Linked DNA regions of Homo sapiens: region 1 is linked to region 2. Evidence: chromatin loops called from intact Hi-C (ENCODE). Cell type or tissue: psoas muscle. All regions are shown on one strand. Each heading gives the region's core, and the rest is flanking DNA. Links, peaks and the distances in the headings are about the cores only.

Evidence for each region. Hi-C counts contacts between places; a loop is a spot of excess contacts. Peaks named below come from ENCODE experiments on the same cell type or tissue, not always from the same donor. Only the 100,000 strongest peaks of a DNase experiment are listed, where the experiment ranks them.
Region 1: a loop joins it to region 2, with 2.5 times the contacts of the local background. A loop is called at or near these places in 3 of 110 quality-filtered maps.

Annotation. Positions count from the first base shown.
Region 1 is chr5:134,942,614-134,958,329 of GRCh38, forward strand. The region is part of intron 2 of PCBD2 (pterin-4 alpha-carbinolamine dehydratase 2); the gene reads left to right. Among named protein-coding and RNA genes, the nearest start is that of CATSPER3, 17 kb to the right of the region's middle. In psoas muscle, for the core only: no CTCF peak of the experiment used is centred there; a DNase peak (open chromatin) is centred at 6,548; H3K27ac peaks cover 2,112 bases.
Region 2 is chr5:135,184,854-135,200,569 of GRCh38, forward strand. All of the region lies in intron 3 of PITX1-AS1 (PITX1 antisense RNA 1), which reads left to right. Among named protein-coding and RNA genes, the nearest start is that of LINC02900, 55 kb to the right of the region's middle. RefSeq lists a silencer at 6,388-6,567. In psoas muscle, for the core only: a CTCF peak has its summit at 6,672 (motif pointing left); DNase peaks (open chromatin) are centred at 6,688 and 10,228; H3K4me3 peaks cover 1,075 bases; H3K27ac peaks cover 562 bases.

The DNA.
Region 1 (15,716 bases), core at 2,739-10,738, 240 kb before region 2:
ATGATGAAAATAAAAAAGTAATTTATGATTAATACCAAAATAGAAGGTAATCAGAGATATCCTGTTCCTTGTGTATACTAGATGATAATATTATTAGTTTTAAATTTGAACATTACTGTGTATGTGAGGGCACTGTGCTGTGTGATTGGTTCATATCATCTCATCTTACCTAGATGGGAAATGCAGCCCAGCCAAGTCATACAGCCTGCTTAAGGTCTGGGTTGAGAGCCCAGGTTTTGGATTCCTGGTCTGATGCTCTTTCCATCATATTGCATTGTTTCTGATAAAGTAAATGTATTTTTAAAATGTCTTATTCCTTTGCAAATCAAATACATAAATAAAGTAACTATCATTTATTAATTTCCTTATTGATGGACATTTAGAGTCTTTCTCATGGTTTTAGTACGGTCAGTTCTGTAACAAGCATCCTATGTCTCCTTGTGCATAAGTGTAAGAGTTTCCATACAGCATAAATCTAGAAATGGAATTGCTGGGATAACTTCTGGTACATGGATTAATAAAAATGAAAAACCAGGATTATGAGAAGGTCTGGGCTTGATGACATTCACATTATAGCCCAGGGACAGGCTGTTTGTCATCAGAAAACCCCTTCCATTCATGAGGCCATAGAAATCCATGGTGACCGAAGCACTTGTGACTTCGGAGCAGTGTGATCTGATTTTGAAGTGGTTTTGAAAACTGGGGACGGTATACATAAGGTGCAAAGATCACGGAAACATGAATTAGCAAGTGGGGCCTCAGTCTAGGTTACGAGTGCTTTAGGACAAAAAATAATCACTTTTAAGGAAAAGTCACTGTTGATAGCACTCAGAATGCCACCAGTATTGCAGATTTGTAATCTATTACTTTAAACTTTTACAAATGCTCATGGTGTAAAGTTCAGACCCAAGTTACTGAATGTCTGTTGCCTGAAAAGGATACTTCAAAATTATATTTTCCCTTTAATTTCCTGAATCAAAAGGCTCCAGGTTGTGACAGAAATGTCACTACTTGCTGTCTCCATTCCTGTACAGAGACCCACAAGAGACTGAAAAATGGTGTTGGTCAAGTTGTCTTGGGTTCTGTGCCTTCTGGGACCGGTAGGAATGCAGTGTGGACTGCAGTGGAGCTGGGGTTGGGGAGCAAATGCCTGGTCTGCTAGTACTGTCTCATCCACTTGTGTTTTAGTAATCTCATTGCTTTCAGTGGAGGGATCCTATTTTACACTGATCTTTATGAGCAAAGATAATTATATATATTTGCCTGGGTAAGCAAATTAATAAACTTGTAACAAAGTGTATCAGACCATTTCTTTGGCAAGACCTACTAGAACAGTTTGTGAAGCAGAGCTGCTTCCAATGGAGCATGAAAAGCTTTGAAAATTCTCAGCAACAGCAGAAAGCAACATTTGAAACCACCCTTAAAAAATTGTTTTCCTCTTCCCCAACCAAGTTTATAAAAATTTGGTCAGACAGGCGTTTTGTTTTGATTTAAAATATTTTCAGTGAATTGTTATCTGCCGAATGCACATGTGTTCCTGCACTTTTTCTTTCATGATTGAAACTTTAAACCCTTCCCTTAAGTTCCCCTAAAAACCTCCCTGTGCCTAGTAAGGTTTTGCATGTGTGAGGAGGGTGAAGGTATTTGGACCTTGGAGAAACTTTGCAATTTGAAATCTGCCTATGCAGTTGTACACCAGAAATGAACATGGTCAATGCCATATTGTGCTCTTTGTCTTTTTCTTCTACCAAGATTCCTCACCCCTAGGAGACGTTGGTTAATATAGGCATTTCGGTTTGGTTAATCTGATCATGAGTGCCCGTGAGCATGGCATGAGGCATGATTGAAGCAGTTATAAAAATTTGGCTCAGAGTTAAGCCCTATAATTTGTTTTAAAGAATTACCTCTTCAGTGACATTAAAAAAAAAAACACAACAACCCAAAAACAACAACCAAAAGACTGTGGTTTATAACACCACACCTGGTCCAGATTGTACTGGATGAATCCATATTTGCTTTGCCATAAATGATTTTGAGGGTGGAATTCTTGGACTGTTTTCTATCTTATAAACCCTTGACATTGTACTGGTACCTGTATGCTCACAAACCTCCTGACATGGGAAAGACCGGCTCAGCCTCCCACTGAAATGTAGGTTGGCTGCATTTATTCTGCATGTTCCTAGAATGAGGAAATGATATGACAATAAACAGAAATGCCCTTGCTGAAGAGAGAAGGGAAGCTGGTGTTTATCTGGTCAGGTGGTTTAGATTAGCTGTGATGCAGCTTTGTATTATGTTACTTTAAATCATTGTGTCCCAACAGGACATAAATTATGAAGATTGTTACAGTATGTTTCATCCTATGTAAGATCAACAAATTGGAATAATTTTTTATAGGAAAATCACAGTGCTTTTGGCAAGGCTATTGAAGCCTTTAATTTGACTTGAGTATGTCTCAAATATTATTGCTTAATATATAAAGTATGATTTGCATAAGGTATGAAATAATAAACTTGTAAAAACAAAAGGGAAGAATTTCCCTGTAGCAGTTGCATCAAATGGCAGTGCACTCCTCCTCCAGCAGTGTGCTTTTTTTGCCCTGATGGTTTAGAGCCAGTTGCATGACTTTCCTCTGATGGGATTGCAAATGAGCTGAGCAGTCTTTGCAGAGATGGAGCTTTGCTGTGTGCTGCGTGCCTGTCAACCCTACCTGCACAGAGAAGGTGATTGCTCCGTGGCAGAACAGAATGGGAGCCTGCTCTGAGGAGGAGAAAACAAATGATCTTGTTTATATACACTCAGGAAAACAAACCATTTTTCTTTCTTTCAGGATATTGTGAATTACTTATATAAAAAAAGCCAACCTCTCCAGAAACTTCCTAGATCAACAGCTGAAGTTAAGATAATTTATATAGAAATGCGGAAAAATTTGACTTAAGAATTTATTATTTTAAATGTTTTCTCTCTTCATTGCTATTTTCTGAATTACTAGCATAATTTGTGAATTTTTGACACAGAGACTTAAAATTTTTCATTTATATTCAAGATTCAGCTAAGTTTGGCTACACAGAACAAATTTTCTAGATTTTAAAAAAGTGGCATAAAATTACTTTATGTATGATTCCAGCAAATTGGAACCGCTTCAGTGTCCCAAAGAAGCACATTTTCTGCGCAAAGCACTGTGCATTTTTGTGAGACCTCCTCACACCCAGTAGTGATGTTAAGAAGTAACAGAGCCTCAGATTTACAGAGTAGTAGAGGCAAGAGAGGTTTAGGATTTGCTGAAGGCCATAGAATGAGACATAGCTAGGATTAGCATTTTTCAGGATATAAGGATACCACCCACCAGACTTTGTCTTTGATACCAAAAATAGGGTTTAAGTGCTAAGCTTACTTTCCTTTCTTTGTGGCTATAAGCCCTGGTATTTTTCTTTAACAAATAATTAAAATTATTATTAAATAAATAAATATACTTAAATAAGATTGTTTAAAACAAAAACAAAAAATCCCTACTTTCCATCTATAAGGGTAGGAATGTTTCTCTCCTTAAGCCTACCCTTATAGGTTGGGTAGGCTTAAGGAGAGAAAAATAACAGGTTAAGGATAAATCCTGAATATATTTGTGGTTTCCTTCAGCTCGATGTCTGAAGATTCTCACAGGTTCAGGGACTATTCCAAGTTTGCAACCTGTGTGTGGATTTTGAAACAAATACAGACAACTTATGAGACGGTTTCTTTGCTGGGCTTCTTGCTTGACACAGTTTTCTGAAACATGGCTCTGGCAGGCTTTTTTCTTCCATGGACACATTGCTGCCGTTTATCACTGAAGTTCCTCTGTGGAGTTACCAGGAGCTAATATTTGGATGATGTACTTTTCTTGCAGAAAATATTAGCAAATGTTGCAGAAACTGTGCTTTAAAAACTTTTAAAAGGGGAATGGATTCCCAGTTTAAAAATAAGCAAAAGAAAGGATAAACATGATTTCATTGATGGTGTGCAACTGCTTTAGAACATCAGATATTTTGTGATGTGAAATGGGATGATACTCTATTTTACAAAATGTGTACTGCTTATAGAAAATGTATTTACTGTACCACTAAGCCAAACTTAGGTGTTGCTTTGTTTCCTTAAAATATTTTTTGAGTCGCTGTGGCTGCCCCACAGATGATGGGGGAGTAGGCATTCTTTCTGCCCAGAGCACTTGTTCTCTTCCTCCACCCTTTTGGTTGTTATTGTAGCATCTTGACTTTCAGCTTAACACATCCCAACTTAAGCAGAAGCCCTTTTGCCTTCTCTCTCTTTAAAACTAGATCCATAGAAATTATTTTTATTACAGTAATAGGGCAAGATAGTTTTATGTCATATATAAACTGGAATTATGTAGTGTTAGTAGTAGTTATGTCTCCTGAAAGGAACCAGTTGATTATAAAGAAGAAAAGTTAGGGAGTAGACTGTCATTTTGCATGCTATTAAAAAAAAAAATTTTTTTTTTTTTTGAGATGGAGTTTTGCTCTTGTTGCCCAGGCTGGAGTGCCATAGTGCGATAATGGCTCATTGCAATCCCTGCCTCCTGGGTTCAAGCGATTATCCTGCCTCAGCCTCCCGAGTAGCTGGGATTACAGGCATGTGCCACCACACTTGGCTAATTTTGTGTTTTTAGTAGAGACGGGGTTTACTCCATGTTGGTCAGGCTGGTCTCAAACCCCTGACCTCAGGTAATCTGCCTGCCTTGGTCTCCCAAAGTGCTGGGGTTACAGCCATCGCGCCCGGCCTCAATTTTTTTTTTTTTTTTTTTTTTGAGACGGAGTCTCGCTCTGTCACCCAGGCTGGAGTGCAGTGGCGCAGTCTTGGCTCACTGCAAGCTCCTGGGTTCATGCCATTCTCCTGCCTCAGCCTCCCGAGTAGGTGGCACTACAGGTGCCCACTACCACGCCTGGCTAATTTTTTGTATTTTTAGTAGAGACAGGGTTTCACCATGTTAGCCAGGATTGTCTTGATCTCCTGACCTTATGATCCACCCGCCTCGGCCTCCCAAAGTGCTGAGATTACAGATGTGAGCCACCGCGCTCGGCCCCCTGACCTCAATTTTTAAAAATATATTTGGGCAGGTACTTTGTGTATCTTAGTGGTTCGGAAGCACAAAGTTGAAGCCTATGAAGTCGTTTTTTTTTTATATAAAGTAGAATTTCTTATAATTTTATAATGATGACAGTACCAAGGAGCTTAAATACAATTTTTAAAAGGATTGCTAAAACAAAACTAACTAAACTTTGGTAATCTTTGCAATACCTCTCACCTCATAAGACTCTGAAAGCCAACAAATAAGGATTATCAGCAGATTAGGGAAGAAAACCTCCAACAGGACTTTTCTGAGGCAGCTGATTGGCAATAATGAACAGCCCCAGTGAATTGCAAAGCATCACAAGTTATTTTGACACCAGGGAACTCTGGTAAGGGGCTTCTCTTGGGGTGGTTTTAAAACCAGTGCTTCTGTTTGCTTTAGGAGAAAAGAATGGGTAGAAAACTGGTGAAATGTGCTAATTCAAAACTGAAAGATTGTGAGAAATTTAAGAAAGAGCTAATCAGACTGGGCAATTGGTCTGCCCAATAGTAGCTGATGAAGATATGGCGAAATGAATTTAAACTTAGGTGCAGAGGAATTTGGAAACCGGTAGTGTCTCTTCAGGGAAAAGATACTCATAGCTAGTGATCACCTTGGCCAGAATGTCTTTTTGGTATACATCAGCTGTGTGAACTCTATCTAGTTAGAGAACTTTCACTAAAAATGAAACAGAAATGAAGGGCCTTTTGGTAAAATCGTGTGTAGAGTTTTTTTTTGTGGATGTAAACCCTGCCACCTGGAGAATAGTGGATTTATATTAATATACTCCTATCTAAGAGGAGTTTTCCTAGCCTGGGAATTCAGTAGAAATTTACTGATGTATTGAAAGTCCTAATTCTGCAAAAGAAAGTTGTTTTGCACCTTGCTTTTCATTTAACAGTATATGTTGAAGATGGTACCATGTCATTAGCTAAAGAGTTGCCATATTTTTTCAATTGGCTGTGTAGGCTATTATGGCAATTGCCAAGAATAGTGACTTGAAGCTTTTTTTTTTTTTTTTAAAAGGCTCTAAAATGCTACAGTATGAAAACAGCTTTTGAAAGCAGTGTTTAGAAGTGAGCATGCTATCTCACAGGTGTTGACCTGTTCAGTGACATTTAAAAAATGTACTTATTACCATGAGCTAAGGGGGACTCATTTCGTCTGGGGCCTGGAAGAGCAGGCAGCTTTTTCAGTAGCTTGTGGATGTTGTCTTCAGTGCCTGGAGAAGCCAGTTTTAATTTCATAGTTGGATATTCTTGGCCTGAGTTATTGGAAATGTTGAGCTCTGTGGCGGATCAAGTAGATGGCAAGTAGACTAGTGGCTTAGGATTGGTGGGAGTTGTGTCTGCCCCCAGACACACAAGGGACTGCACAGGGAATGGTCCTCAAGCAGGCCTTTAGCCCCACTTCCTCAGGGAGACATGAGTCACCTGCTTGGCTGAGATGCTCGCTGACAGATTGCCAGTTCCGCAAGGAAATCTTCCCGTGCCGACACCCACTCAGAGAAACAGTGCTAAAGATGTTTCTGGTTTTCTGAGCCTTGTAAAGGTGAATTTCTTTGGCCTTCAAATTGGTCTTCTGCTAGGTTTGGAAAGGAATTCTTCCTTTCCAGGCCACAGACACTATAATATCAAAGTGTTATTGATGATGATAATAATCACTAGCATTAACTGAGTTCTTAATAGAGTGCCAGGCATACTGTAAAGTATATTACATGAATTAGCTCCTTTTACGTATGGGGAAACTGAAACTCGTTTCAAAAGTTAAGTAACTTTTCTGAGGTCATATAGCTAGTGAATAGCAGAGCTAGGAACTGAACTTAGTTGACCAGTGTGCTAAAAATATGTCTGACAGTCCAGAGAAAAAAAGCATGGATTAAATACATCTTTGGTTGGATCTGTTCCTCACAGTTTAGTTGAGAATATTCTTGTGTTGCCTACAATTAAAATCTGACGTTTCCTTTGCAGCGGCTAGAACAGTTAACAGTGTTCCACGTGAAAGTCTTGGTGAGACATGTAATCATGTTCTGTGGCAAAGAATGCCTTTACTTGGTGCACTAGACAGTGTTTATGTGATTGATAAGTCACCAACACCAGGGGAAGGTCCTGTCCTGTGACATGTGCGTGCTTGGCAATGATCTTGCCTTGCATTTTGCTTAATAATTTTCATTATTTTTAATTAAAGTTGAAGAAGTGCAGACTCTAGCTGAAATTAAGGTAGGTTGTGTTGCCGGAATCTGGTAATTACTTTAATTGATCACAAGATAGTTTCCTTGATCACCAATTAGAGTAAATTGCTGATCATGTTTCAAGACGTGAAGAAATGCCCAAACTGATTTATGTAATAGTGTTTTCATTTGTAATCAGACATAAATATCATTTCCTTCCATAGCAATTGTGTTTTATAAAAGAAGGGTTATAGGCCTACAAACATAATGGTGATTCATAAACAATAGATGTCTAATTCATTGAATTAGTAAAGGAAGTATTTAGAGGCTTAATGGAGATTGTACTGGGGAAATTACTTTGGAGTAGCTGGTGCTCATTTTCTTAGTGGGAGATATGTTCTTTTTTAGTGCATAATTAAAATAGTCTATAATCAAAATATAAAAGGCAGCTGATTTAAAGAATGTATATCAAAGAGACTTGCTCTGAGTAACGAAAGATTTGTATTGTAAGTATGTGCTAGAAGTCTTAGAACTTTAATAAATCATACATGTTATTTGACTGAAGCTGTATTTTAAATTCAGGGTGCTGTTAAACATTTCACAGATTGATGCACGATTTTTGTCTTGGTTTTGTGCATCTGATAGTCTTTCATAGTTTCATGGAATAAAATGAAACAAAAGGAACTTTAAGAAAAATTAAAGTTCCCAAAGAATACTTGATTTGGGGTTCATGGAAAAATCTTTAATTGCTGATGGTTTGGAGATTTCCAAATGACAAACTTCATTGGCCCAATTTACTGTGATTGTATTGCTTACATTCCTTAAAATGGTAGAGTAACTTAAAAAGTCATACTTCATCATACATTCATTGACTTGTTCATAAAATGTTTGTAATTTGCAATAGAGGAAAGACTGAAACTATTATCAGCCATTATACGTTATTTGTTGGCCATATGTTTGTTTGAAATGGCTGTGGCTCAACAGAACATGGCTCATAGACAAACTATGCTGTAAATTGGCACTAAAAACCCACCTAAACAGGTAGGCATATGTTAAGAAGTTAACATGAGCCAAAATATTTTAATGTGAACCAGGTTATGTACATTAAAGGATTCCAGCTCCCTTTACAGTGGGAACTTCATTTGCATGTTGTTCATTTTTTTCCCAAACTAATTTTTAAAAAATAGATCAGGTATACACATGGTACGAATTCAAAAGGTACCAAAGAATGTAGGAAGTCTTCCTGTTTGTGATTCTCAACCATCCAGTTCCCACTCTCCACTCTCCTCATCTTTCACCATTGCTCCCATCATTCTTGTATATCCTTCCAGAGATATTAATGCATACACAAGCATATAATTTCTTTTCTTTCCTTTTTATATGCTTCATGAACTATTGTTATGCATATATTTTTTTTCATTTAGTAATGTATCTTAGAGGTACTTCCATGTCAGAGGATAAATGGTTTCCTTGTTCTGCTTAATGGCTGCATAGTATTCCAGTGTGTAAATGTACCATAATCTTTCTAATCAGTTCCCTGTTGATGGAGATTTTGCTGTTTCAAGTCTATAGCTATTACAGGCAGTGCTGCAATTACCTTTCTTGTAATTTATGAGTATGTCTGCAGCACAAATTCCTAGAAGTATTGTTTGGTCTAAAGGCATGGACATTTTCAGTTTTGACAGATAATGTCAGATTGCCTTCCATGATGATGATATCAACTTATATTCACCAGCAGCATGTGAGAATACCTTTTCTTCTATATCCTCACCAACAGAATATTAGCAAATATTTTGATCTTTTTCAAGCTAATAGGTTTAACTTAGTTTTTAATTTGTATTTACCATGATTGAGATTGAGCAGTTTTTATGTTTCAGAACCATTTGAATTTCTTTTCTGTTATCTATTATGTCCTTTGCTCATTTAAAAAATGGTGGTTGGTCTCATTAATATGTAGGAGCTTTTTATATGCTAAGGAAGTATATACTGCAAATATAATTTGTTGTTTATCTTTTGCTTTTGTTTGTTGGATTTTATTACCATACAGAAAAAATTTTTTTTGCCTGTCTTCTTCCTGCAGTACAGAAAAAAATTTTTCGTGTAGTAAGATTTATCTATTTCTTAGTAGTAGTTTTTTAAAGTTTTCAGGAAATAGAATTTATAAATTTCTTGTTAAGTTACTCTTAGATTGTTTTTCGGTGCCATTTTAAATGATATCTTTTCTTCGGTATATTTTCTAATTGGTTATTGTTTGTATGAGAAGCTGTTGACTTTTTTTTTTTTTTTGTCTTATTCTTGACTTTAATGGGAATTCTAGCATTTCCCTATAAAGAATGATGCTAAGAAAAATGATGCTGCCTTTGGACTGAGAATATATTCTATCGTATTAAGGAAGGATGCATCTATTCCTATCTATCAGCATTCCAGAGAATGTTTTCAGTACTATTTCTACTTTTTGGAATTGATTGAGATTTTCTTTGTGGACTAATATATGTTTAATTTCTGTGAATATTTGATGAGCGCTTTAAAAGTGTTATTCTCAGTTTTTAGAGTTTAAAGTATAGCAATTAGCTCTACCTTTAAAATTATGTTTGTTTGTTTAATCTGTCATGGGTTAAGAGATGTAAGTTAGGCTAAGTGCAGTGGCGCATGCCTGTAATCCTGCCACTTACAGGTTTAGAGGCTGAGGTGGGAAGATTACTTGAGGCCAGGAGTTCAAGACCAGGCTGGGCAACATAACAAGACCCCATTTCTACAAAAATTTAAAAAAATTAGCCAGGCATAATGGCACTTGCCTGTAGTCCTAGCTACTTGGGAGGCTGAGATAGGATGGATCCCGTGAGCCCAGGAGTTCAAGGTTGCAGTAAGCTATATTCGTGCCACTGCATTCCAACCTGGGAGATAGAGCGAGACCCTGTCTCTTAAAAAAAAAAAAAAAAGTTAATTAAAGTCTCCAACTATAAATGTTTCTATTTATTCCTATATTTCCTACATGGGCTTATTCAATGCCATGTTATTATTTGTAGTGTAGATATTTGTAATTATTTAATCTTCATTGGTGGATGCAAATTTATAAATGCAAATTACCCGCTTCAGGACTTTTAATGTTTTGCCCTAAATTAGCCTGTTCAATATAATTTATTAACAAGTTTTTTTTTTTGCATTTGCTTATGTGCTTTTATTTTTAATGATTGAATTTTGCTTTGTGATCCAGCGTGAAAGTTTTCTCTTTATTTTGATTGGTTGGATTTATGTTCTTTACATTTATTGATTGCACAGATGAGTTTAGTCTTATAAAACATGGCAGAACCAAAATACTTTTTTCTTCCTTATTTTAAATTATGATATGGACTGTGTTTTCTTTGTTTCATTTTAATTATGTTTTTCTTTACTTAACTGGGAATGTTTATATTTTTATTTTGATTCTTGTGGATACTATTATAACTATATATAGGTATATAACTTGATAGTACCTTATGGATAATATAGTATATCGTATATATATATAATACCTATATATAGTATTATATACATATATATGTACTATTATACCTATGTATGGTATCTACAAGATCCTATAAAATTATATACCTATAATTTTACATAGAAAATATAGTCTTCTATTTCTGGCTGGGCATTGTGGCTCACACCTGTAATCGCGGCACTTTGGAAGGCCGAGGCGGGCGGATCACTTGAGGTCAGGAGTTCAAGACCAGCTGGGCCAACATGGCGAAATCCTGTCTCTACTAAAAATACAAAAACAAAAATTAGCCGGGTGTGGTGGCACGTGCCTATAGTCCTAGCTACTTGGGAGGCTGAGGCAGGAGAATTGCTTGAACCTGGGAGGCGGAGGTTGCAGTGAGCTGAGATTGTGCCACTGCACTCCAGCCTGGGCGACAGAGTGAGACTCCATCTTAATAACAACAACAAAAAAAGAAAATATAGTCTTCTATTTCTTTATATAGCATTTATGGTCCCCCCTCAAAGCAATATTGAAATAATATTTTCTCCTACTTTTTGTTCACTGTTTAATTTTAGTTTATATTATTTTTCAGTCCTAGTGCTTATGTTTAATTAATTAATTAATCAGATACAGAGTCTTGCTCTGTCACCCAGGTTGGCGTGCAGTGGAGTATGATCATAGCTCACTGCAGCCTCAGATTCCTGGGCTCGACGGATCCCCCAACCTCAACCTCCTGAGTAGCTAGGACTACAGGTGCATGCCACCATGCCCAGCTAATTTTTAAAATTTTTTTTGTAGAGATAGGGTCTCACTATGTTTCCCAAGCTGGTCTTGAGCTTCTAGCCTCAAGCAGTTCTTCAACCTTGGATTCCCAAAGCGCTGGGATTACAGGCATGAACCATTGTGCCCAGCCTTAGTACTTAAGTTTTACACATTTAAGTATACTTATGTCTCTAACTTGATCTTTCATCTTTCAAAGATTTTGTTTACTTTTATATACCTTCTTCATCTTGTCCTTTCTCTTTTAAACTCCTTTAATAGTTTATAACATTTGCATTCCATTCTGTAACTGTAATTCCCACAGTTGTTTTAAATGTATTCCTAGAACTGAATGAATATATTGCTTACTGCTAATACCTTTGGTATAGTTTCTCCATTCATCTCTTAGTTACTTATAGTTCATCCTTTAATAGTTTCCTCAAGAAGGATGAGTGATAATTATTCCCTGACTTATTGTATTTCTAAAATGTCTGTCTTTTGCATTTATTTTTGAAAAGTAGCTTAGCTGGGTATAAAATTCCTGGTTTTCAACTTTCATTTCTTAAAGTTTTTGTAGGTATTGCCCCTCTGACTTCTAATGTTGAATGTTGGTATGTGAATGTTTGAAGTCAGCAGAATCTTTTTTTTTTTTTGAGACAGGGTTTTGCTCTGTCACCCAGGCTGGAGTGCAGTGGTGCGATCTTGGCTCACTGCAACCTCTGCCTCCTGGGTTCCAGTGATTCTCCTGCCTCAGCCTCCTGAGTAGCTGGGAGTACAGGTGCGCACTGCCACATCCAGCTAATTTTTGTATTTTTAGTAGAGATGGGGTTTCTCCATGTTGGCCAGGCTGGTCTCTAACTCCTGACCTCAAGTGATGCGCCTGCCTCGGCTTCCCAAAGTGCTGGGATTACAGGTGTGAGCCACTGTGTCTGGCCAGATTCTTTTCATCCTTATTGATGAATTGATCTTTTTGATTAGATGCCAAAAGGATTTTTTAATCTTCCGAGTTTAACTTTGCTACAGTATATATATATATATATGATTGAAATATTACAATTTATAGATTTAAACCCTTTATTTTTGGAAAACTTATTTTTTTTTTAAATTTTTATCCCCAAGTGTTCTGAGTCATAGAAAGTTTTCTTAAATTACACTCTAATTTTGGGGGTTTCGTATTTTTGTTCAGTTAAATAGCAACAATGGTTTTTTTTTTTTTTTTTGAGATGGAGTCTTGCTCTGTCGTCAGGCTGGAGTGCAGTGGTGCGATCTTGGCTCACTGCAACCTCTGCCTCCTGGGTTCAAGTGATTCTCCTGCCTCAACCTCCCGAGTAGCTGGGACTACAGGCACACGCCACCATGCCCAGCCAATTTTTGTATTTTTAGTAGAAATGGGGTTTCACCATGTTGGCCAGGATGGTCTCGATCTCTTGACCTCAGGTGATCTGCCTGCCTCTGCCTCCAAAAGTGCTGGGATAACAGGCATGAGCCACCACGCCCAGCCAACAATGATCTTTATGTTAGATCTCCTTTGTTTGTCCTTACATTTATTCTTTTCTAGTTCTTCTAAACTCTTGTTGATTTCTATTTCATTTTGCCCATTTTCTGGATCCTGTCCTCTTGGGTCTCTTACTGGGTTGTTAGTGGTGTCTATTCTGCTTCTGGCTGTTTCTAGCTTTCCTGTCTTTTAGTTAGCTCAAAGCCTTTGAGCTGGAATCCCATAAGCAAGTAACTAAGACTGTAAAAAGAAATCTTTGAAAGAAGGAGCAGATGCTTTTCACCATCTGCTAAGTCAGCTGTTTGGCATTGTATCTTCTTCATTGTATTCCAGATAATCAAACTTTCGTTTGAGTTTTGCCTTTTTTCTCTCTTATTCAGTCATCTAAATTCCTTGGAGTAGTTCTTTGAGTGTATATTTTGAAAGAAGTTTTTAATTTGTGGATTTAAAAATACATATTTTGGGGATTGGTTGGTTCTGTTATATGGAAGAAGGATTATGGAATTGTCTTTTTGCTTCCAGAGCAGATTATTATTTTCCCCGGGGAAGAATTAAGAATAAATCCTGTGTAAATGGTTTATCAGGCTTTGTAGTATTTTATTAAATGCAAATATTATGTGACAGTTGAAGGGAAATATGCAAAGCTGAGAAAAATACAAATTTGAGGGGTTTTGATGTGTCATAAAAGTTTTTTAATTGTATGTAGATATGGTAGATGTTTTTTCTTTGATCAGTATGCCTCTTAGGCTGTGGCTGTGTTTCCTTTCAAGCCTTATATCTGTGATGGAATAGATTTTGCTACTATACTGATGGCATGCCAGTGGTCAAAGATTTGAGGACCACTTCTGTGTTCCGATCATCCACTTGATCCACTTGGCTAATGGGAAATGGCAAGGAATTGTAGGCATCACTTTAGACATTTTAGAATGACATGGTTCAAAGAAATTGTGGCCACAGGGTGTAAGAACTTGGGCAGTGACTGTGCACTCATAATTTCTTGCCATTAAGCTGCTTTCCCCAGTCAGTGTGCATCAGGATGTTACCCCACAATGTATTATCTGTTCGTTTGCTCTACATGTGCGAGTCTCTATTTATGACAACTGGAAAAAGGAAAGAGCCATTCTTCTGGAAGACAGCAACTAGAATCTTAGATTCTCAAGCCCATGGAGAGCTTTTCACCACTCATTGTGTTTTGTAAGGTTTACCTTGTGTAGTTTGGTCAGAAGCAGTAGTGACAGCAGTATGTGCCATTACCGATCTCTTATTCTGTACCAAGTGCTGTGCTAAGTACCTTTATATACCTTATCTCATTGTTTATTAGAATGTAATCACATGACTTTTAAAATTATTGTCTCCATTTTACTGATAAGAAAACTGAGAGGGCCAGGCATGGTGGCTCACGCCTATATTCCCAGCACTTTGGGAGGCTGAGACAGGTGGATCATGAGGTCAGGAGTTCAAGACCAGCCTGGCCAAGATAGTGAAACCCTGTCTCTGCTAAAACTACAAAAATTAGCCAGGCGTGGTGGCAGGTGCCTGTAATCCCAGCTGCTCAGGATGCTGAGGAGAATCGCTTCAATCCGGGATGCAAAGGCTGCCGTGAGCCAAGATAATCCCACTGCACTCCAGCCTGGGCAGCAGAGTGAGACTCTGTCTCAAAAAGAAAAAAGAAAACTGAGACTGATAGTTAAATTGCATGATAATTAAGTGATAGAATCAGGATTTGAATCCAGGACTCCCTGGCTCAAAAGGCCATGCCCTTAACAATTGCATTGCTGTCTATCAGTGATGTTGATTAGCATTGTACATCTTCTAATGCTAAACAAGAATAAGGCATTATAGGCAGAGTAGAAATTCTCCTTATACGTAGTTTAATGTGGGTTAACTCTATGTTTGAATAATTAGAACAGACTTTCATGGCTGGGCATGGTGGCATGCACCTGTAGTCCCAGCTCCTTGGGAGGCTGAGGCAGGAGGATCCCTTGAGTGATCCCTTGAGCTCAGGAGGTTGAGGCTACAGTGATCTATGATTGTGCCTGTGAACAGCCCCTGCATTCCACCAGCCTGGGCAACATAGTGAGACCCTGTCTCTATAAAAATAAAAAACAGGCTTTTGTCCCTTCCCTTCACATAATCTAGACAATCAGATTATGAGATGAGAAGGGCTGGGAAAGTGAATATTGTTTTTCCACAGATAATTCCATACATGGTCAAATGGATTTTGCTTGAACTTTCTCCCTTTTCCTATAGGGAAAACCTTCAGGCCTCAAATGTCAACATGGAAACTTTTATCCCAAATAAAATTGGCTCCGAGAGAGGTACCATAGTGAATGATATAGAATTGTTTAAAATGGCATCTTCTGTATTTCTCACTGTTAACTAGGAAATACACACTTAGGTCATTTGGTGATCCCAAAAACATGGCTTGACTAACATCATATTGGTTTTTCTGGATAGGGGTAATGAAGTTAAATATTTGTTTACGTGGGTGTAATGGGTATTGCCCTGTGAATGCCACTCTAACTTTGTAATTCATGTGCCATTACCCTAAGAGTCTTACCAAGTATTTGTGCATTCTGGAACAATAGAGACAGACTCTCCTATTGTTTGCAGTTACCTTCATAAAAAATTGAAAACAAACAAAAAAATGAGTTTTTTCCTTCTTCTGAAGACAAGTTTACCTTCTGCTTAACAAAATTGTTTCCACTCCCCGTGTGGTATAAAGACA
Region 2 (15,716 bases), core at 2,775-10,774:
GGCTTGGGGCAGACGCCCGTCCATTTGGGTTAAGGCTTTCAAATGATGGCATATTAGTGCCAGTAGACGTAATTCCACATGAAAGGAGCTGAAGCTAATAGCCCATCTCCAGTCTCTCTTAGTTTGTGGAATAGGCCCTCATTGCAAATTATTACTGACCCAGACAGTCAGGAAGAGATATCTCACCCAGCCGGGGAGACTGACGCAGCCAAAGACGTATGCAAGAGGCCAAGGTTTAGACTAAACTCTGCTTTATGTCCTTGCCAACCCCCACCTCTACAGTCCAGGGGCAAGGCCTGAGTGTCCCCAATACATCCTTATTCCTTTTGGGGGCAGTTTGGAGGCTAGTGTGCCTTTTCATTCAAGCAAAGTAGGTATTTGAGGGGCTATGGGGTATCATGTTATGTGAGGGGCAGAATCCATGGCTTTAGATTATATTAGTTTAAGTACCATCTAATGAGGGTGGTGGTTGTGGGGGATAAGGACCCCAAATGCCTTTCTCCTCACCAGCCTGCTGGTGTCAGTGACTCGTATCTCAAGGCTGCTGCCCGGTGAGCAGAGCCCAGCTTGGCCTTCTCTGGCCAAGTGAGGCCTAAATGCTCACTGTGACCCAAGCTGCTTCCATAACAGGAATGAAAATCTACCTTTCCTGCTTCCCCTTCCCCCATGAGTGGTCCAACAAATATTCCGTTGCTATAGAAACCCAGCGGAAGGCTGAGTGGCCTCACCTGTCTCAGCAGGGTGATCAGTCAGCATTTGGGCATGGGTGCACAGCCGCTTCTCCCAGGCAGAGCCCAGCAGCTGTGGGCTGGTGTTGCTATGCAGCCTGCCAGCTGCCTAAAGCCCCAGGCTCTTGAAAGTCCCAGAGGATGGGTAGGGGATGAGGGAGAAGCAAAGTGAGCTGAGGAAATTTAAATTTGGCTGTGAATCTTAAACCAATTCTTTAGCCTTTCTAGAAGCACCAGTTGCTATGGTGATGGAAGCGGTGCCAATTGCAAGAGTTGTTTTTGTGGTTAGAGTGCCTGTCTTAGACAAAGGCAGGGAGGCCAACCCAGCAGCTTCAGTCCTCACTCCCTTCTAAGGATTGAACGTTGTCAAGCCCTAGCTCAGGAGGAGGGGTGACAGCCTTTCAGAATGCCCATCTTGCCCTAGCAGTTATTCTAGGGGTCTAGGGTCCCAGAAGGGAGTGGTCGCCAGGCATTCCAAGAGAGAACCCACAAGTAGGCTTACCAACAGAGAAAGGGCTAGTCAGTGATGGCAGATTTTGGAGTTGAAAATTTCTTTCTCGAGGCAAACTCACAATACAGTGTTCTTTATGGAGCCTTCTGCCACCCAGAGTCTGGTCACCTGCCCTTAGGGGTCTGCTCCTTCAGGCCACATTTTGACTTAGGCCTCAAATATCAGATCCCCTGAAACATTTCCTAAGTGACGGAATGGAGGCCTTTTCTATAGCCGAGGTGCTTGTGTAGCTCGTTAACTCTCAAAGTGTTTTACAAATATTTATTCACCTTAGGTCATTTGCAAACCTAACCCCTGTCATCCCACCCCAAGGTTGTCCCCTCCAGCCTAGTTGCCCAAAATGAAGTCAGAAGCCTTGGACTAAGAATTCCACGTTGGCTGATTTTGAAAAGCTTGCCTGAACGGTTTATTTCTCTAGTCTGTTCTTCTTAGAGTTCCAGAATGTGTCAGGACTTCCCAGTCCAGGCATGCAAAGCCCTTTGCCCTCCCTGCCAGAGGTGAGAGTATTTTATTTATGAATTCATTTTAAATTACTTTCAAAATCACTTTTAATCAAATTAAGACGCTCCCTCTGGGATTCTGTCAAAGCATCAGAATAAGAGGGCATTGGCTTGGAGCAAGGTATTTTAGGACAGGTAACCAGTTCCCATTGACTTGCTTTCCTGGCTGACATGGACAGGTAGAGAAAGCCTATGTCATTTTGCTCTCTGAGATCCCTGAAGTGTATTTATTTCCTTGTAAGGAGGAAGGTCCCTGGGAATTGGAGGCCTGGATCCCTCCCAGGGGTGAACTCTGTGTGCCGAATGTTGGTGATATTTCTCCCAAGACTCACCCAGATGATTGCTGGGCTCCTGCCCCTCCCCATCTTCCCAGCAACCCACCACACTGAATTGATTGGGTTTACTGGCCTCAAAGTGGCCAAACCTGAATTTGCCTCAGCTTCTGGTCAGAACTTCTGACTAATGAAGGCTGACCCCTGGTGAATTTTCAGAAGCCATGACTTGCCTGCACTGAGCCTATTCTGCTGATAAGATAGGCTTTTGTGCAGAGCAGGCAAGAGGGTAGCAGCTTCAATAAGGTCCATATCAAGGTGATACTAATCCTTCGGCTGGCTAATGTTTGCCAAATAAATAGCCTCATTAGGAAGGGCTATAAAAGCCCGATAAGATTCTTCTAATTATCCCCCAAAGCACAGATACTTGGGGTTTCAGTTTAGCATAATAGGAGACGTGGAGAAAAGAGGGAACAATGTGTGTAAGTGAATATTTTCAACACCGGCCTCACCGCCGCTAACAGCGGCACATCTAGCATTTCATATTTTGCTTTGCCAGAGCAGCAAATTGCTGAACAGAAGGGAAAAAAAGACAATTACATATTTTAGGTTACTATTTCACCTTTGCAAATCAATATACAAGCCATTAAAAGTACATTTTTCCATGAATGATAAGTGTAATTACCTCTTCTTGCCATAAAAACTTGTCCTTATTAAATGTAAATATTTAAAAATGATTGAAATATACTTGAAGGGTGCTTTATAGCTTGATTTTATATGCTGACATCTGGGTTGCCTTTCCTAAAACACTCTATTTCTTGGAGAGTTATTAAATTAGTATTTTGAAAGGACTAACACTAGACTTGTTCCTTGTTTCCATTTTAATTTCGTACATATTTAGATTTACCAGGAATTCGGAGAGGGTTTATGTTTAGCTAATGCATCATTATGTTTGCGGGGCTTGCACACACGTAGAAGCCATGATATTGTTTGCAGAGGGAATCTTTCAAGAATTGGTAACTGCATCTCCACATTTATTTTGTACCCTTGCAAAGTATAAAAATTGAGATTCCAAGATTTCTGGCTGTAAATGTTTAATTTTCCAATTCTTCTTTTGAGCAAGGAAGATTGTTTTAAATATTTACTTAGCTTTTAATTGCACATCATTTCAGATAGCGAATGCCGATCAGTTTTATTGTAGCTCTGTCGGAGGTTATTTAACTCTTAGAAAGATGTACACTGTGATACTTTTTTCAGCTTCACTCTTTGGAAGAGATTTTTTTTTTCTTTAAACATTATTATTTTTAGTTGCTGCACTCTACCTCTATTTTTGGTAAGGTAAGACTGTTCAATTCAATACTTTGAGAGAATTTCAGACAATGATAGAAAATCTAATATTTGAAAATATAAGCTTCACTAACATACCTAATTCCAGATGGCAAAAAGACCTTGCCCAAAAATGTGAAAGAATTCAGTATGAGTGGCTCAAATATTTTTTCATGATAAACAAATATTTCTGGGATGGATGTGTTTCTGAGCTCTGCATAGGAAAGCAGCCATCCATGCAAGCCGTGCTGGGCTACCCTTCAAACCCTCTTTACTCTTTTCCTTTCACTATGTTAAATCCTTGAGATGTGTAAAGATGTTATGATAGGCAGTGGGTCAAGTAATCTGCACATGTAGCTTTTTATAAATTTTTCTTTGCAGAGGAAAATTTTTCTTCAAATAAACCTCCCCAAATAAATGGTTTGTAAAAACAAAAGTCTATTTGTTTTGAAATTGCACACAAGAAAACATGTTATAACAATATCTTTGAGTTCCGCCTGAGAAAAGAAATTTACCTATAGTCAGCGATTTCCTTCATGATAAGGCTTTAAAAAATAAAGTTGTCTCTTGGGAGAAAATAAACATAGCGAAGTGGAGATATTTATAATGAGGTGCCTTTATTCACTTGTCCAGTGGAACTGTTTAACTGTTGTTTTATCTCTCCTCTCTTTCTTTCTTTATAATTATGTTCATGCAAATTCCTGAACCTTAAGCATTTTAGAAATGTGTTATCTTAAATTACACAGATACTTCTTGAATGTGCAAATGTGCCATTTTTTCCCCCACTTGAAGTAGAAACTGTAAACAAGTCTTGAAATTTTTTTTTGCCCAAACTCGTGGCAAAATGTCTGGGGTTTGGGGCTATTTTCACAGTGCCACTGAAGGTGAGCAAACGAATGGGAACATGCGCCGATCACCAGTCAGTGACTTGGGAATTTTTCAGGAGGCATATTTTCTTACGTTAATGCTTTTGTAGATTCCATCGATGTTCAGACATCAAAGGGCATGCAATTAATAATGGGCATCTGGAGGGCCGATCACATGTTTCCGATGTTAAAGTGGTGAACGACAGGAAAATCGGCCACGGTCAGGTATTAGCTGTAATCATTTTTAACCAACAACGAAGGCTTCTCTTTTGTGCCTCTGCTCTCAGAAACGCAAGCCTTCCCATACAAAAGGGTCCCATAGATGCTTTTCTGCTAGTGAATGAGTGAGTGATAAATGATTTGTAGACCTACGTCTCAGTGTTGATTCAAATAACCTTAATTTCTCCAATAAACTCAAACCCAATTTTGTGTGAAACCCCACATGGACACAAGGCAACAGACAGTTGTATTATTTGAATCTTTAGTTAATTCTTTCAGGTTTGCTCCTTTATTTGTATTTTTTAAAAAAATAAACGAATATTTTCTAGTACTAGAATAAGATTGCTTCAACCAAAGGTGACCTTATGAGTTATTTATTTCCTGTCTTTTATAGTAGCCTGTTTATCTTTTCCAAAGTGATGTATGTTACCCAATTCCAAGTAATATAAGATATGCAGGTAAGACTGTGTTAAAGCTCAACAAAAATGTTCTAGAGAAATACAGTGCTTTGGGCTCTAAACACTCCAGCAGGTATAGAAACCTGCAACTCTTTAAAAATAATTCTCATTTGAGTAGGTCACAGATAATAAAGGAACACTTGTTTCTGGGAAATTAAAAAAATGACATGAGGGGAAAATATTTATTTGCTTTCTACATTGGTCAAATGACTAGTGGATATTAAAAACCTGTAAAATAGACAGATGCAACCAATTCTCTTTCATTAACAAATATTGCAATTTCACAATAAAGTAAATGCATTAAAAAATGTCTACACTTCTGAGAAGCTGAAATGGTCAGAACTTGAGCTTGCTTTAAATGTTTAAAGACTGATATTCTAATCAGTTGGGGGAAAATTATTATTATAAGTCTTTAAAGAACTAACTTGAATTTTAAAGCCTCCTTTGGCTGTTCAGGTAGCAAAAACTCTGATCAACTCTGTGTACATTTCTGTACATTTGCCTCTTGACTCAATCTGCCCGGTCACCAGCTTTGTTTTCTTTCTAAGTATAAGCCGTATGTATCGGCAGCACATTTTAAAGTTAATTTGAAGCAGGGTCTATATTGCCGTCAGCAAATATGTTATAAGCTTATTATTTAATAGTGATTCCGGGGTAAGGCCATCATCTCCTTCCTAAATCCAAATATAAAAGTTGAAATCGTATTTGTTAAAACTGTCATGTTGAATTTGTGGCCCAGATTGTTTTCCCGAGGCCTGCTGGGCCAGAGCTCGAATGCCGCTCCCAGCTGCAGACACCCCAGCCCAGGAAAACTGCTCGCGGCTGAGTCGCTGAGCCTCTCAAACCGCCTGCTTCCCCCAAACAGAGCCACGGCCCAGCCGGCTCGCTCATGGCTTTTCCACATTGTAAAATCATTTGATTTATTTGTTTGGTTTGGTTTGGTTTTTAGAAGCGCTGCAGAAATTATTTCCTACTGGCAGAGAGGGCACTTGGTGTTACACTACATTAGTTTCACATCATTAGTTTAGGGTTCTCAAACTTAAAATGGTAAAGTATATGCGAGGCTTCTAGAGACCTCAGTTCTGACCAGAGCAGAACAAATTAAACCTGATGGATTCCTTTCGCTGCCTGTGTAGTGTGGGGCAATGCAGAACAAAGTGCTGTGGCGTTGCGGAAGGGGTTCCCTCTGGCAGTTTTGGAATTTGGTGGTAGGAAATGTTAGTTATTTATAAAAAGGAAAAATTCCTCTGTTACCATTCTGGTTTTCACAAAAACCGTAATTTTATCATCACGGCTTGTAGCAGGAAGCCAACAAGGGGTGCCGATGACGGCCACGACCCCGTATCTCTGGGCTGTCTCTCTCACCTCCATCGGCCACTGCCTGCTTGCTCTTTAGGAGCAAAGGACATGATTTAGAAGTAATTCAAAACCCCGTCGCGGGACCCAGAACAGCCCAGATGGTCTGGCCCTGGCCTGGGGTCTGCGGGGGTGGGGGTGCCAGCCCCGGGGGTGGAGTCGAGGTCGGCTCCCGGCCAGGTCCCGCGACGGGTCTGCACGCAGCCAGGGAGGCCTGAGGGGGCAGCTGCGGGGCTGGCGGCCAGGAGCTGCTTCGCGGCTTGCGGCGCAAAGTAGAGGCCCCGCTAGCTCGCTCCCGCACGCCGTTCTGCGCCTTCTCTTCCTAGCCCCGGCAGGCTCTGTCTTCCCCCGTGGGTCGCAGCGAGAGGGAGACCTCGGCCTCTGCCGCTGCAGCCTGAGACCCAGCCGCGGGCCTCAGGTGCGCGCTCCCCGAAGCTCTCCTGCCACCTGTTGGCCGCCGGTGGTGCTGACGCTACGGGGAGAAGCCACGCTTCAGTGGCTTGCCTGGAATTCATGACTTGTGCGCTCCACGTCCTGGGCTGGCCGACCTGCTGAGGGTATCTCTGAGAGCAGGAGCCAGGCCGTCCCGGGCTCTCCTGCGACAGTGCGGTGGGAGAGCCTTAGCGGGAGCCAGGCTGCGCCATGGCTTCCTCTGGACAGTTCTGCTGGCGTGCCCTGCTTGGCGGGGTACAGTGGGGCAAGCGGGGTATAAACCCGCTTGTTCAGCTTGGGAGCAGGCTCTACTTCCCAAGAGCAGCACAGGGGCTTCCGCCGGAAGTCAGGAAGAAGGTTTGAGGAGCTTCAGATCCAAGGACGGTGCCATGCCTTTTCATTGGAAGTCATGGACCACCCTCAAATATCATGGATTAGCCATTCTGTTCCCAGGGGCTGGGTTCCTAGGTATCCACCACAAACAGGCTTGAATCTACCCACACAAACAACCCTATCAGGAAGTCTCCAGCAAAGTGGGGCTCTTGGTGGCTGTTTTGGGTTTTGGGTAGAAGGTAGTATAGCAGCTATATTTCTAAACCATGGGGGCAAAACTAGATATCTATGTCCTGAGGGGACTGAGTTTTGTGAATGGATTTGGCCTGTGAGGATGTCACATGGGGCTCAGTAGCACTGAGGGGAGAGGCTGTGTGTGGTGATACTCTCATTCCTGTCTTGGGGAAGGGGGCCTGGAGCCATGACTTTCCCCTAGGCCTTTTCAGAAGGGGCTGGGAATCACAGTAGATGTTTGTCAATGGAGGAGCCTTGGCCCCATTTCAGACGCAATGTTTTCTCGTTCTGTGGTGGTTTTATACACAAAGGCTGTGTCCTGCTTGGCCACGCCTGCCTGCAGCATGTGCAAGCATGATACTTGGCGTCTGGGTGCAGCAGGGCATCCGTGCTCCATGCTGCGCGTCCAGCATGGCTGGACTGCCCTTGCACCCTCATTTTACCAGCACAGGTCAAGCAGTTCCCATGGGGCCTTCAGCTGGTAGCAGCAGGACCCATGGGTATCTAACCCAGACACCTTCTCTCTCCCCTATAGAGGGAGTTGGCTGTCAAAGCCCAAGGATGTCTGTTTTTAGGTGATTGTCTCCTGGCTTATCTGAGGCCAAAATGTTCTTACCTCCTGGTCTCTGAGATCATAGAAAGAGACTCTGGTATTTGGCCAAATGGCTGCTCAGAACCTAGTCCTGAAAAGTTATTTTCTTAGTCAAGGGGCTCATGCAAGCCCTGGACTAGGGGTGATTTAGTTGTGTTTTTTCAGCTCACCTCATAATTTAATGTAGAAAAAATTATTTGGCATGTTTTCTCCTGGGTGCCGACTGCCTTTAGAGCCAGCCGTTCTGTACGGAGAAATGCCCCGTAGTCAGAAATCTTCTTGTTATGCCAGGTCTGCGCATTCAGGGACTGCGAGTGGCTCACTGAAATCTCTGAGGCTGGCCAGCCAAGGAGGGAGAGGAATCCTACCTACCCTGGACTTACATTTTTATGGAGAAGAAGGAATGTTAGGAAAGTCAGTAAACTTTTAGTCCCTCCTGGCCCCATGAACATGAATAGAAGAAGAAGAAAAACCCTAGCCGACTGGTTATTTACCCCGAGCACAAAAGCAGCCCCCCTCCCATCATCTCCCTTTTATTTCCAGCCACTCTGACAGAAATGCATTACTGGCTGAATACACCTTCCCACAATGCCATCCATCACACAGGTATTGGGGGACCAAAGGTAAGATGAACTTTAAACACACCTGGCACAGCTGGCTCCCACCTTTGTGCTTGGAGTGGCTGCCAGCCAGCTGGCTGCCCTGTCCCCCTTCTCAGGCTCTCCAGAGGAATCCCAGCAGACTGACTTCTTTTTGTGGCCACATATTATTCTAAAATCAGGCTATGCAACTGCCTTGGGAGAGTCTGGGCAACCTCTCTTGTAAGTAGCCCTCTCAGCCCCGTAGGGCTCCAAAGAGCTTAAAGCTGCTCAGTCATGAGAATTTTCCATGGGAGGAAAGACTCTCTGGGGTCCTCCACTCTCTCACCTTCAGAAGCAAATAGAACAGGTCTTCCAAGGCCCCCGAGTGATTCCGCCCGGCGTGTTGCTGATGCTGTCCCTCTAGTACTTGTGGATTCTTTGGAAGAGAAGGTGGGTGATTGAGCTGTGGACCGCTTCTCCAGTTTTATGCATCTGGAACTGAGAGACTTTCACAGAATTGTAGCAAATAAAGAGAGAAAGTACTTTATTAGCAGTTATTCTTTACATCACTAAACTCCTGTCTCTCACCCCAGGCAGCTTTAAGATGCAGCTCAGCTCTCAACCTTGCCTATGACTGGGTAGGAAATTACCCTGTCTGGAGGGAGAATGACTCCTGAGTCATTCTCAGTCTTCCTCCCCAGCTGCTGCGAGTTCATTTGTTTTAACTTTCCCTCTCCCAAGATAACATATTCCGGGGGCCAGTGAAAAGAAAATGTGGTGTTGGAAGGTCTTTTAAGTGGGAACATTCTTGGTTGTGAGGCTGAGCTGTTCAGGAAGACCTTGATGCTTTCCTGGTTCACAAAGCCGAGAGGTGATGAGGCTATAGTGGCACTTTGGATTTGGGGGTGATAAGACTGTTTTTTGTAAAACACTGGAATTCTCTGTGATTATCAGTTGGGGAATTCATCATGGTATTTATCTGGAGAGGAAAGAAGGCAAAATGGACTTCACAACAGTCAACTGGGTCACTCGTTGTCAAGCAATCACTTAGCATGTGCTCTGACCATTGAGTGTCATTGCTATTAGCCACTTAATCCCCACAAGAGGCCATGCTCTAGGTCACCCTCATTTTAGAGATAAAGTTCAGCCCTGCTTTTCTTCTCTACCTGATCTCAGCATAGACAGCTGAGCATTGCTTTGACTCCAGCAAGCAGAACACCACTCTCAGAGCCCTTGTTATTAGCTTGAATTGAAATTGCATCTTGACCTCAAATGAGATTCAAGAGCATAGGAACAAATACTTTTAGAAGAACTAAAGGAGATGATAAAACTGTCATCGCATATGTCAGGCCTTTCTCCCTGGATTTCCATGTCCCTGTTTCTCTCTCCCTCTCCTCTGGATGTCCTACTGGAATCTTGTAGTATTCACCTGGCTATGAGGGAGAACATTGTGAAATTCCAGAATTGCCACAGCAACTTTGGTAATGTGGACTCCTTACTTGGTCTGTCCTGTCTTCTGCCATTGCAATCTGATGGAGCTGTGGGCGTCCTGATGCCAGATATAATCCAACCAAATAAATCTCTAAGAACATAAAATAAAAGCTATCTCACAGTTTCCTTTTGTTTCCTGCACAAAAGCTATTCTCAGTATATGAATGGTGTCAGATGCAATAATCCAGAATAAATCTCCAAGAAGAAAAAAATGCATTTCAAAGTGAATGATCACTCATTTCCCATCCTCCCCACCATTTTTATATTGGGTGAGTCACTGGGGTGGCTGCCGACAGCTCCTGTGGGCCGGCCAGAATTGGGAGGAAGATTACAGGGGCTTGCTAAGGCCTGGGGTTGCTGCCAGATCTACACAGGTCATTGAGCTCCAGCTGGGGAGAGTTTTGGGTTTTGGCCCTCTGGGCCATGTCCATCCTGGCAGAGGGTCAGAAGAAGACCACACCCCTGGATTCTAGGCTTCCATAATGGCCTTGTCTTCTCCAGGGGATCCTACAGGTATGTTCTTGCCAAGTATATCCACTGTAGAAGGCTGGAAACACTTAAGTCATATATGCTCTTTGGGCAGATTAAACTTGATGATTCTGGGGCTGCCCTCTTCAGGGCCCGGCTGGTTGCCCTTCTTGGAACGCCTGCATATTCACTGGGGAAGGGCAGTGTGACATAGCTGTGGGGGAAGAATATGCTGGGGCATTTGCCAAGTCTAGATTTCAAAAGGCCCTTTCAGAATTGGAAGACTTTTGCCTTGAATGGTTAGTCTTAACTCTATTATTTACCCTAGTCTACTGTCTACATTCCAAATTTTTCCTTTCAGCATAAGATCCGGGCAATGATCACATATTGTTTCTTTTTTTTTTTTTTTTCAACTTTTAGATTCAGAGGGTGCATGTATAGGTTTGTTACTTGGGCATATTGCGTGATGCTGAGGTTTGGAGAACGAATGATCCCATCACCCAGCATAGTACCACATAGTTAGTTTCTGTTTTGTTTTGTTTGAGACAGTCTTGCTCTGCTGCCCAGGCTGGAGTGCAGTGGTGCGATCTTGGCTCACTGCAACCTCCATCTCCCAGGTTCAAGCGATTCTCCTGCCTCAGCCTCCTGAGTAGCTGGGATTACAGGCATGCGCCACCGTGCCTGGCTAATTTTGGTATTTTTAGAAGAGATGGGGTTTCACCATGTTGGTCAGGCTGGTCTCGAATTCCTGACCTTGTGATCCGCCTGCCTCGGCCTCCCAGAGTGCTGGGATTACAGGCATGAGCCACCGCGCCTGGCCTTTAGTTTTTTAATCCTTGCCTCCTGCCCCATCAGTGCCCAGTGTCTATTGTTGCCATCTTTATGTCCATGAATACCCAATGTTTAGCTCCCTCTTATAAGTGAGAACATGTGGTATTTGGTTTTCTGTCGCTGTGTAAGTTTGCTTAAGAGAATGGCCTCCAGCTGCATTCATGTTGCTGCAAAGGACATGATTTCATTCTTTTTTATGACTGCATAGTATTTCATGGTGTATATGTACCATGTTTTCTTTAGTCTACCATTGATGGGCATGTAGGTTGATTCCATGTCTTTGTTATTGTGAATAGTGCTGTGATGAACCTATGAGTGCATGTGTCTTTTTAGTAGAACAATTTGTTTTCTTTTGGATATACACCCAGTAACGGGATTGCTGGATGGAATGGTAGCTCTGTTTTAAGTTCTTTGAGAAATCACCAAACTACTTTCCACAGTGGCTGAAGTAATTGACATTCTGATCAACAGTGTGTAAGTGTTCCCCTTTCTCTGCAGCAGTGCCAACATCTGTTGTTTTTTGACTTTTTAGTAATAGCCATTCTCACTGGTGTGAGATGGTACCTCATTGTGGTTTTGATTTGCATTTCTCTGATAATGATGTGGAGCATTTTTTCATGTTTGTTGGTCACCTGTATGTCTTCTTTTGAGAAATACCTGTTCACATCTTTTGCCCATTTTAAAAAATGAGATTGTCTGTTTTTTGCTTGTTCAATGTTTCAGTTCCTTGTAGATCTTAGTTCCTTGTAGATCTGTTGTCAGATACATAGTTTTTGAATATTTTCTCCCATTTTGTAGGTTGTCTGTTTACTCTGTTGATCGTTTCTTTTGCTATGAAGAAACTCTTTAGTATAATTAGGTTCCACTAGTTTAATTTTTGTTTTCATTGCAATTACTTTTGGGAACTTAGCCAAAAATTATTTGCCAAGGCCAATGGGTAGGGCCTTGCCAAAAACCTAGGGTATTTTGTAGGTTTTCTTCTAGGATTTTTATATCTGAGGTCTTACATTTAAATATTTAATCCATCTTGAGTTATTTTTGTATACATTGAAAGATAGGGATCCAGTTTTATTCTTCTGTATGTGGCTAGCCAGCTATACCAGCATCCTTCATTGAATAGGGAGTCCTTTCCGCATTGCTTATTTTTGTCAACTTTGTTGAAGATTAGATAGCTGTATGTCTGTGGCTTTAATTTTGAGTTTTCTGTTCTGTTCTGTTTGCTATGTGTTTGTTTTTATACCAAACCATGCTGTTTTGGTTACTGTAGCCTTTCAGTGTAGTTTGAAGTTGGGTAATGTGATGCCTCTGGCTTTGTTCTTTTTGCTTAGGATTGCTTTGGCTATTCACAATCTTTTGGTTCCATATGAATTTTAGAATAGTTTTATTCCAATTCTGTGAATAATGTTGGTAGTTCGATAGTAATCACATTGAATCTATAGATTGCTTTGGGCAGTATGGTCATTTTAACAATATCGATTCTTCCAATCTGAGCGTGGAATGTTTTTCCATTTGTGTCATCTATGATTTCATTTAGCAGTGTTTTGTAGTTTTCCTTGTAGAGATCTTTCACCTCCTTGGTTAGATGTATTCTTAGGTATTTTTATTTTTTGATGGCTACTGCAAATGGGATTGTGTTCTTGATTTGTTTCTCAGCTTGAATATTATTGATATATAGAAATGCTACTGATTTTTGTACATTGATTTTGTATACTGAAACTTTACTGAAGTTATCAATTCCAGGAGCCTTTTGGTGGAGTCTTTAGGGTTTTCTAGGTATAGAATCGTTGTGAAGAGTTAGTTTGACTTCTTTTCCTATTTGGATGCCTTTTATTTCTTTCTCTTGCCTGATTGCTCTTGCTGGCACTTCCAGTACTATGTGGAATAGGGGTGGTGAGAGTAGGCATCCTTGTCTTGTTCTAGTCCTCAAGGGGAATGCTTCCGGTTTTTGCCCATTCCGCATGATTTTGGCTGTGGATTGGTCATAAATGGCTGTTACTATTTTGAGGTATGTTCCTTCAATGCCTAGTTTCTTGAGGGTTTTTATCATGAAGGAATGTGGATTTTATGGAAAGCTTTTTCCATGTCTGTTAAGATGATCATATGGTTTTTGTTTTTAATTCTGTTTATGTGGTGAATCACATTGACTGATTTGCATATGTTGAACCAACCTTGCATCTCAGGAGTGAAGCCTGTTTGATCATGGTGAATTAACTTTTTGATGTGCTGTGGAATTTGGTTTGCCAGTACTTTGTTGAGAACATATTGCGTTTATGGTCACACATTGTCAGGTCTCTTTAACCTTTCATCTGGAGTGGTTATTCAGCCTATGTCTTTTATGACATTGATGTTTTCTTGAAGACCAGGTCAGGATGTAGAATATTCCAATTCAGTTTAGGTTTGTCAGATGACTGTCTGCTTCTCATTGGTGATGTTAACTTTGATTTCCTGGCCAAAATCTTGTCTGGTTACTGCACTGTATAGTTACCATTTTCCCTTATAACTAATAATCGATCTGTGGGAAGACACTTTGAAGTGCAAATATTCTGCTTCTCCTCAAAATCTACACCCCACCCCTCCTGCTGAATTTAGTGTCTGTTGATGAGTCCTGCCTCAGCCAGTCTTTACTGCATGGTCAGAACATGGTGATTTTCCAGTGCTGCTACTTTCTGCATATTTCCCGCTTAGCGTTCTTCTCTGATTTTGAGTTTTCCCGCTTTCCCTCTCTCCTTTCTTCTTTTCTCCTCCTCTTCTGCTGCTGCTGCTGCTTTATCACTATAGCCTCATTGATTCCTGTTTTATTTAATGGGCTCAAATATATTATTGTCATTATTTGTTTTGTGCTCAAATTGTCCTAGGTTTAGCCAGTGAGATCTCCTTCAGGCTTGTCTCCTGTCTGCTTTTCATGTGCCACCATCATTACTTTCAATACTTCTTTATTTTCTGGCATAAACAAGATGTTCCAGGCTTACCTTTTACCTTCCCTGACCTAGTCCTGGCATCAGCTGTTTTGCTAAGGAACTCTGGTTCCTTTAAGTGGGGAATGGTATTTAAAAACCAAGATCTAGGCACTGACTATGCCTAACACTACTGGAGTGTCATTGTCTCCAGGCTCCTTCAAATCTAGGATAGATATGTACACACATACACATATATCCCCTATCCATCCCAGCTGTGAAATATACAAGTATGTATGCATACACATACACATTCAGAGTTACACATACATATTTGAAAATGTATGTGTGTCTGTGTCTCTTTGTGTATGTATATATGTGTCATGAGTGTCCCTACTCCCATATTTGGATCTCCCCTATGTTTAGAACTCTGACTTCCAGCATTATTTCACATTTACTCAGTCTCAATCCTATACTGTATATAGAAGATTGTTTCAAAATTGGTACACCCATACTGCTGTGAGAAACAAGTCTAAGTGAAAGAGTTCACAATTAGTTTGCAGTTCTTTTTCTTCTATGCTGAGGACATATAGTCAATATACTTTGTTCAACAATTACTAGGATTAGTGCTTTCCCACATCAGTGTGGTTCTGAATTTGGGTTCATCAGCAGTTTTCTTAGGATTTATTTGCAATACAGTTTGGCTCGTTTGCTTTCAATTTGGTTTTTGTTCCCCTCATCCTTGTTTTTTGATTCTGTAGTTTATGAATATGCTTCCAAAATTAAATGTTATACAAAAAAAATACCGAGAAAAGTGTCACTTCTGTATCCCTTTCACTCTATCTCCTCCGCCATTCCCCAGAAGGTAAACAATTTTATATTTTTCTGATTTTTCCTTCCTATGTTTTTTTTTGGCAAAAATAAACAAATGCATGTATGTTTCCTAGTTTCCTCTTCTTTCTTACATAGTGCTAGTATATATTATGTATTCTTTTGAGCCTTGCTTTTTCCACCTGACAATATATTCTAGAAATCACTCCATATCAGTTCATAGAGATTGTTCGATTGTTCCATCCTTCTTTACAGCAGGAAATTACTCCATTGTATATATGTAACATAGTTTTTTTTTTTCAACCAATTTCCTGTGTTTGAGAATTTAGGTAGTTTTCAATATTATGATGTAATGAATAAACTTGTATGTATGTATATTCTTGTGGGAGGTGTATCTTTAGGGTAATTTTTTTAGAAAAGTAAGATTGCTGGATCAACTAAGTGAATATGTAGTGTTGTTAGTATTGCTGAATTCCTCTTCCTAGGGGTTATATAATATGCATTCCCACTCATGATGTATGAACATACCTATTTCCTTCCTGCTTTGCCAACAGAATGTATTGTTGGGATTTTGAATTTTTGCCAATCTGATGGATGGGACATAGTATCGTAGGGAAGTCTTAATTTACACTTCTCTGTGTGTAAAGTTGAACATTTTTTTTCATAGGTTTCAGAGGCATTTTAATGTCTTCTTGGTGAATTGTCTATTTATATCGTTGATTGTCTTTCTATAGGATTTTTTGAGGTCTTTTTTTTTTTTAAAGGTGTATTGGCTCCTTACCAGTGATACATG